2 separate regions of the Homo sapiens genome follow, and region 2 is linked to region 1. A link is a contact called in ENCODE Hi-C data. All regions are on one chromosome and are shown on one strand. The core of a region is the stretch at or near the end of the contact, and the rest is flanking DNA. Distances in the headings are between cores, read along the strand shown.

Region 1 (3,871 bases), core at 481-2,980:
TTACTAGAGATGGGGTTTCTCCATGTTGGCTTGGCTGGTCTCAAACTCTCGACCTTAGGTGATCCGCCCGCCTCAGCTTCCCAAAGTGCTGGGATTACAGGCATGAGCCACCGCGCCTGGCCTCAAGTCTCATGGGAGATGTAATCTAAGGGGCCCTCCCTAATGAAAACAAGGATGTCTTGGGGAGGTTAAGAAAAAGTGTAGGCGAGGATGTGGTTGAGATGGTTCTTGGAATCCATCCCGGGTCCCCGTACTTTAACACCAGCCCTTGAAATATGGGTGCAGCTCACACACACGAATGTGTGTATACACCTTGGAGTATCTCTGGAGCTCATGCATGCACGTCCGTCACAAAGGATTTGAAAGGGAGAATCAGATGAGACGCTGAAAAAAACACCTGTGGACTCCATGATTGGGGGCGGCATCGGAGGGTTTTTTTGTTTTGTTTTTTAGATCAGGTCTCTCCCTGTGTCGGCCAGGCTGGAGGGTAGTGGCTACTCACAGGCAAGTCCACGGCGAGGCCACTACAGCCTCATCTTCCTGGGCTCAGGCGATCCTGCCTCAGCCTTCTTAATAGCTGAGACTACAGGAGCGCGCCACTGCGCCTATCTGCAGTGATTTTTTGTTTGTTTTGAAACGGGGTCTCAGTCTGTCGCCCAGGCTGGAGTGCAGTGCCGCGATCTCGGCTCACCGCAACCTCCTCCTCCCGGGTTCAAGCGATTCTCCTGCCTCAGCTCCCCAAGTAGCTAGGATTAAAGGTGCGCGCTACCATTCCCGGCTAATTTTTGTACTTTTAGTAGAGACCCCCGTCTCTACAGTTTCACCATGTTGGTGAAGCTGGTCTCCAACTCCTGACCTCGAGATCCGCTCGCCTCCGGCCTCCCAAAGTGCTGGGATTACAGGCCTGAGCCACCGCGCCCGGCCTCTGCTGTGATTTTTTTTTTTTTTCTTTTCGAGAAGGAGTCTCACTCTGTCGCCCAGGCTGGATGCAGTAGCACGATCTCGGCTCACTGCAACCTCCACCTCCCAGGTTCAAGCGATTCTCCTGCCTCAGCCTCCCAAGTAGCTGGGATTACAGGGGCCCACCACCATGCCAGGCTAATTTTTGTATTTTTAGTAGAGATGGGGTTTCACCATGCTGGCCAGACTGGTCTCGAACTCCTGACCTCAGGTGATCCGCCCGCCTACACCTTCTAAAGTGCTGAGATTACAGGCGTGAGCCACCACGCCCGGCCTGCAGTGATTTTTAAAGAGTCTTTTATATTTCCTTTAACCATTATTTTCAACACGCAAATAACTCTTGAAAATACGTTCTTGTTTTGGAAAAAAAAAAACGGGGGGGAATGTATAAAATAAACAACGAGAAAAACTTCTCCCATTCCCAACGTAATCATGGCTATCGTGTGTATGCTTCCAGGACTTTTCTTTTTACATAAAGACAGTGCATGCTTTTGTTTCGTGCTTCACATAAACGCCTATCCCATCTTAAAGATGGTTTTACAACCTGCTGTTTTACGACCTGCTGACTTGACGAAGTGTCGTAAAGTCCCGTCCACTTCAGCGTCTTTCCCACCGCAGCACGAAAGGCCACGCAGGCCGTTCTAACCCTGGCGGCCAAGAGGAGGGGTAGCAGGCTCTGGAACCTGCGGGCGGGGACGAAGACGGCGCGCGACGATGTCGCACCGCGGCGTGCGCGGTGTCGGCAGTAGCTGCGGCGCAGGGGCGGAGCGAAGGCTGCGGCGGCGTCGGGTACGCGCACACGTTGCATCTTCTTCCTTTCGCGGGGTCCTCCGTAGTTCTGGCACGAGCCAGGCGTACTGACAGGTGGACCAGCGGACTGGTGGAGATGGCGACGCTCTCTCTGACCGTGAATTCAGGAGACCCTCCGCTAGGTAAGGGGCCGAGACCAATGACCTGTGTGGGTTGCATCAGCCAGGGAGGGTGCAGGGCGTGGAAGGTCGCTGCGCCCCGGCTTTGCGCAGTGGTGGTCACCATCTGGGATGTTGGACCTGCCCCTCGCCCCAGAATTGTACGTGGAGGAGGCTCCGCACCCCTCGCCCCGTGTCCCCGGCAGGTGCATCTGCTCCTGAAGATGGTTTTCCCGGGCATGGAGGGAGGCGCAGTGTGAGCCCGGGCTAGACAACACGAGACTCCGCTTCGGATCTTTTTCTCAGAGGGATGAACTCCCAGTCAACTCACCTCTCCCTTTTTCCCCCGGAGAGCGAGAGTTGCTCGTGGAAATAAGATTTTAAAACTTAAAATCCAATAGTCGTCGCTTCTCTTTTAGCATTTTTCCCCCAACTCCTTTTCTTACCTCCTTTCCTGTCCTGTCCCTCCTCTCAGGAGAAATCCTCAGTTCACTTGAGTCAAATTTTCCTTACGTTTTATCGAGTTCAGAAGAAATAACCCAGACGAGCATATTAGCATTTAGGATTTCAACTGAGGCTGCATTTATTTTTAATTAAATGTGGTAGGGTAATTGGGGAAAACACCCAGGTACACTGTAGACTGATGCGGTTGCTTTTACTGCACCCTGTGGATGTGTAGTAAATTTCAGAGTAAACATTGGATCTGTCACCTTACTGACACATCTTAAGTTCTGTTTGGAATTATTTTTTCGACATGACCAAGATTATTGTTGGTAGATTGCTTAGAATTTCTGCTTTTTCATTACTTTGGGAAATTACACAGAAGAATTTAAGTAGTTTGCCGATTTTTTTTTTTCTTTTGAGAGTCAGGGTCTTGCTCTATCGTCCAGGCTGGAGTGCAGTGGCGCTTTCAAGGCTCACTGCAGCATCGAACTTCCGGGCTCAGATGATCCTCCCACCTCAGCCTCCTTAGTAGCTGGGACTACAGGCGCGTGCCACCATGCCTGGCTAATTTTGTGTTTGTGTCTTTTTTGGAAAGATGGCGTTTCACTGTGTTGCCCAGGCAGGTCTCAAACTCCTGGGCTCAAGCCATCCTGACTTGGCCTCCCAAAGTACTAGGATTACAGGCGTGAGCCACAGTACCCAGCCTGACCTAATATTTGTTAATGCATATGTATGATAATACACACACAGTACTTTCTAATGTTGAAGAAGCCCATACCTTTATATACAGTTGACCACGTGGGGCTGATGAAATTATTCATTATATTCTCAACTTTGGTGATGTTTTAAGGTTGTTGAACAAAAACACAACTTAATAGCCATTTTAAACATTTAAAAGATGGTAATGTTTTGGCATATTGGTTGCAGTAATGGACTAACCGCACAACAAATCAATGAACTCTAAAAGGAATGGGTTTGATTCCTGAGCTGGAAAGGCATTAGAGTGCCTTCATGATTGAGAGCAAAGACATTTGGTTTCTGCAGACCTGAGTCCAATCCTGGCTGCCACTTACTAGTTGTGAAACCTTGACAAGTTCCTTATTTAGCTTCTCCCATAGTTTCCTTGTTTTAAGAAAGGGAGAATAATGTCTTCCAGATAGGATTGGTTGCCAGAGTTAAGTGAGACTATAGTTAAAGCTCCTGATACTGTTTTTTTTTTTTTTTTTTTTTTTTTTTTTTTTGGAGACCGAGCTCATTGCAACCTCTGCCTCCCAGGATCAAGCAATTCTTGTTCTCAGCCACACGAGTAGTTGCGCTTAGAGGTGCGCACCACCATGCCCGCCTAATTTTTGTATTTTTTAGTAGACACAGCATTTTGCCATGTTGGCCAGGCTGGTCTCAAACTCCTGACCTCAAGCAGTCCGCCCGCCTTGGCCTCCCAAAGTGCCAGGACCACAGGTGTGAGCCACCATGCCCAGCCTCCTGATACATTTTTTGTTACTTAGAAAATCACCCTGAAGGTGGCCTGTTTCTGTAGTGTATTACAGAACTCAGAATTC
Region 2 (3,871 bases), core at 707-3,206, 2.6 Mb before region 1:
GAGGCCAGGTTTAAGATGATGGACAATTTAAGGTTGGGAATAAGATCAGAATTGAAAATGGCAATGTTTCTTTTGCTCCCCCTTACAATAGATCATAGAGGATTTATAATAATATTTGAGATGCCAACAAAATGCACCCTGTGGAACAGCTATTTGAAAACCACACAAGGGCACCGTACATACTCACATTACTAAACACTTTCTACAACACAACACAGACCCATCTAGACCTTGCTCCTGTTGATGCCTATTGTATTTGGTTTCCTCTGAACACGTACCATTTCTCAAGTTATGTTACAACCGTGAGCTCTTCTAACATCATGCCTCAGTACTGAAGAAGCATCAGTGATGTGATGATTCTCCAGGTAACCTGTTTTGAGGAACCCAGGCAGGGCAATGCTTGCAAGCAAAGAATACCAACTATCTTGCCATTGCCAACGGCAAATGGGTAACAGCGTGGCTTTGACCCAAGAAAACTAAAGGGAAAAATCATGGCAGTTGTACCGCTTTTGTAGTGTTTATTTACATCAACCACAGGGTTATCTCTAGGAATGGCTTCACACTCATTAGAGATCTCTTTTCTTGATTAGTGTTGTAGAGATACAAACAGTTCATATTATGAAATTCGGTTTTGATAACATCAATTTGAATATAAATAGCTAAACCATAGAGTTCTTGGCCTTCTTAAAATGAATACGTTTCTATAGGCATTGCTTAACAGTGTATGAAAAACCGTTTCTGCAGTGGCTATCAGTAAGTTACAAGGTTGAGACGGTCTGGGAGGCCCTAAAATGATCCTGGTCCGGCGAACATAGAGGGAAGAGGTTTCAACACGCAAGCGGCTAAGGCTAAACCAAGCTTGGCTTATGAGACCCTTGGAGTATTTACTGTCATTCCTGTAATAACCTTCTTCATCTGAGCCTGAAGATCTGTGCCCTCTCCACCGCCCACCTCCAATCCCAGACTGGAGAGCAATTCCGCTTCCTGCGCACAGAAGAGGAGGCTGCCGGTCCCAGGTGGCCGGTGCAGATCCTCGGTCTCTGCAGAGCGAAAGATTTTGGTCTTCCTGCAGTCCTGCCTAGCAGTCTGCAAGGCGGCTTCCAAGCACAGAAACGACAGGATTGATCAAAGTCGGGGCAGAGACCTCGGAATACAATGAGTGCTTGGACTCCAGACTCGTCCCAAACCTAAACTCCCAATTCCTGTTCAAAAGGCGGTACAAGCCCAAATCCCAATAAAGCAGAAGGGCAAAGGAGCAGCGCCAGGGAGCCTTTCCAAACAAACCCCACCATCAACCTGCCACTGGGAAAACGCCCACCGAGCCCTTAGCGCATCTGCCGGGGTGATGCACCCACCGAGGTCCCCGCAGCGCGGGCAGGAAAGCTTTGGTTGCGGCGTGGGGAGCCCAGACGCGCGGCGCGCAACCACATCTACCCTCCGAGCCCAGGCGGATTGGGGGGGTGGGAAGGGGACGCTGTGAGCCACTATTGGGGAAGCCGGGGACCACCGCAAGCAACCCCCCGCCTCAGCAGAGGAAAAATAAAACGCTGGCAACAAGTGGGAGGTGCAGCCCCCATGGTCAGGCCCGAGGGGCCGGGCGCAGGCAGAGCGGGAGAAGGCAGACACAGGGACCCGGAGCGCGCCCACCCCCGCGTTCAGCCCATCCCGCCTGCGACCCCCGGGCCGGCCAGGGGCTGCGGAACTCCCGTCCCCGCACAGCCCAGGCGGCGCCGCCGCGGAGACCCCCGGGGCCGGCGGAGACCCCAAGGCCAGCCGCCCCGAGGCCAGCCGCCCCTCCAGCGCACTCACTGCTGCATTCGTCGTCCGCGCAGAGTTTGTGCTCCGAGAACCGCCGGCCAGTGCTGGGGTCCAGCTGGCCCGGCACCCGCCAGGGCAGCCGGAGCACGAGCAGCCAGACGAGCAGCCCAGGCGCCGCAGCCATGTTGTGGTCACCTCGGGGAGCCGGTGACGCGGAGGAGGAGGCCGGGGCGGGCGCAGAGGGGCGGGACGGGGGCGGGGACGGGGCGGGGACGGGGGGGCTGGGGCGGGGGCTGGGGCGGGGACGGGGCGGGGACGGGGGCGGGGACGGGGGCGGGGGCGGGGGCGGGGACGGGGCGGGGACGGGGGCAGGGACGGGGGCAGGGACGGGGGCAGGGACGCGGGCAGGGACCAGGCGGAGCGCCGGGGGCATGTGGGAAGACAAGCGCAGAGGGGCGGCGCCCGCGAAGGTCTGAGCAGTTTCCGACTGACACGTCAGCAGAGGCTCTAGGAGGGATGCGGGAGACCTCCAGGAGGAGGACTGACAGCAGCCTCCTCCTCTCCTCGAAGCCTTCTCCTCTGGTCGCTGCCGTGGCAACCAGGACTCCCTCGCCCAATCACCTGCCTTTGCCCCAGTCCCTCGCAGCACCTCCGCGTGACTCCATTCTTAGTTCACCCCTCCCCGCGCGCTTGGGTCCCCCAACCCTGCGCCATCTCAACAGGTCCCTTCTGGCGCCTTCTCGCAGTTTCTGGTTTGTGGCCTGTCCCGAACCAGCCCCCCACTTCACCCCGCTACTTCACCCCGCTACCCCCACTCTTGGCATGGTACCTCCTTTTCTGAACTGCCAAATCCCACCCGCGATTTGCCACTGTTAGTCTCTGGTTTCAGGCTCCCTCCTTTTCAGCCTCCCAGGGCTTCCTTGGGGGCACCATCCCGTGGTGCTCTTTGATTAAGAAAGGGGGAGGTGAGTGGAATAGGGGGCTGAGGATATAAATCAGAGCCCGTGGCCTGCTTGGTCGTTGATAGAAATGGGTAATGGTCCTTGGGCTGAGATCTTGAGATTCCTAGATCTATATCCATAGGAAAAAAGTAAATTAATTTAATAACAGTGTGATGAGCTTCCATTTTATACTTATTTCATGCCAGAATTAAGATTAATCTTCACAACAATCGCACCTTAGAGTAGTAGGTCCTATTATGATCCCCATTTCAGAGATGACTACCTTAAGGCATTCAAACACCTAGTGAGTGATGGAGCTAAGATTCAAACCCAGGTAGTATGCTCCTTTTTAATCACAGCTCTGTAAAGCCTCCATCAAGCAACAAGCAATTTTTGTACTTTCTTTCTGAGCAGGGAAGCAAAATCTTATTTAAATCATACTATAACTGGATGATTTATATGTGCAGTTAAAAAAGCGGGGGACTGCATGAGCAGGTCAGCCCAGAGAAGAGTGGCTACAATGCTCTCCAGAAGAGTGGCTACAATGCTCTCCAGCCCTGGTTGAAGAACTTGGCATCTGTCTGTGACCAGCAGCTTCTCATTGCAATCTCTAAGGTTACTCATCAACCTTGAACAACAAACCCAGCAGCTGGTTTCCCAAACAAATCGTATTACTTAAAAGCAAGAAGAAAGAATGTGGCTTGTCTGTGCAATCCATTATATCGAATAAGGAAAAAACGGTAAACAGATGCTCACAAATTTTTGTCTGTAGGAGCCGTGAGAGTTCCTACTGGGCCAATGTAATTCCAATGCTGTCTTGAGAAATATACATTTGGTAAGGTCACGGACAAGCACTTTCTATCCAAGTAGTAGTTCTGTTCATTCTTCATTTCTTTTCTACTGTGTATTTATTTGTTTTAATATCTTAGATGTGTCTAATAGGCATCTCTAACAATATGTTGAAAACCAAACTCTTTATCTTTTTCTCTCAAACTCTGCTCCTTTCGGTCTTCCCTATTTGAGGAATAGGAATGACAATTTAATTCCTATCTTCTAGGTGCTTAAGCCAAAAACATACAAACCATCCTCGACCTCTTTTTTCTCACACCCAAGTCCAATCCATCAGACAATCCCATGTCTTTTTTAATAGCTTTGTTGAAGTATAATTAACC

What was found. A loop is a pair of places that touch in the nucleus more often than their neighbours do. Pooled maps may share reads with other maps.
Region 2: a loop to region 1 is called in a pooled map, with 10 times the contacts of the local background. The contact joins the promoter of MIA3 here to the promoter of EPRS1 in region 1. A Hi-C loop is called at or near these places in 6 of 50 pooled maps.

The regions. Positions count from the first base shown.
Region 1 is chr1:220,044,364-220,048,234 of GRCh38, reverse strand. EPRS1 (glutamyl-prolyl-tRNA synthetase 1) reads left to right here and starts at 1,730. Exons shown (of 32, transcript NM_004446.3): 1 at 1,730-1,892. The coding sequence starts at 1,847. RefSeq lists enhancers at 1,519-1,588, 1,649-1,978, 2,020-2,577.
Region 2 is chr1:222,616,182-222,620,052 of GRCh38, reverse strand. It overlaps MIA3 (MIA SH3 domain ER export factor 3), which reads right to left and starts at 1,956. Exons shown (of 28, transcript NM_198551.4): 1 at 1,810-1,956. The coding sequence starts at 1,942. RefSeq lists enhancers at 916-975, 1,256-2,138, silencers at 1,659-1,918, 2,089-2,158 and a cis regulatory region at 2,964-3,546.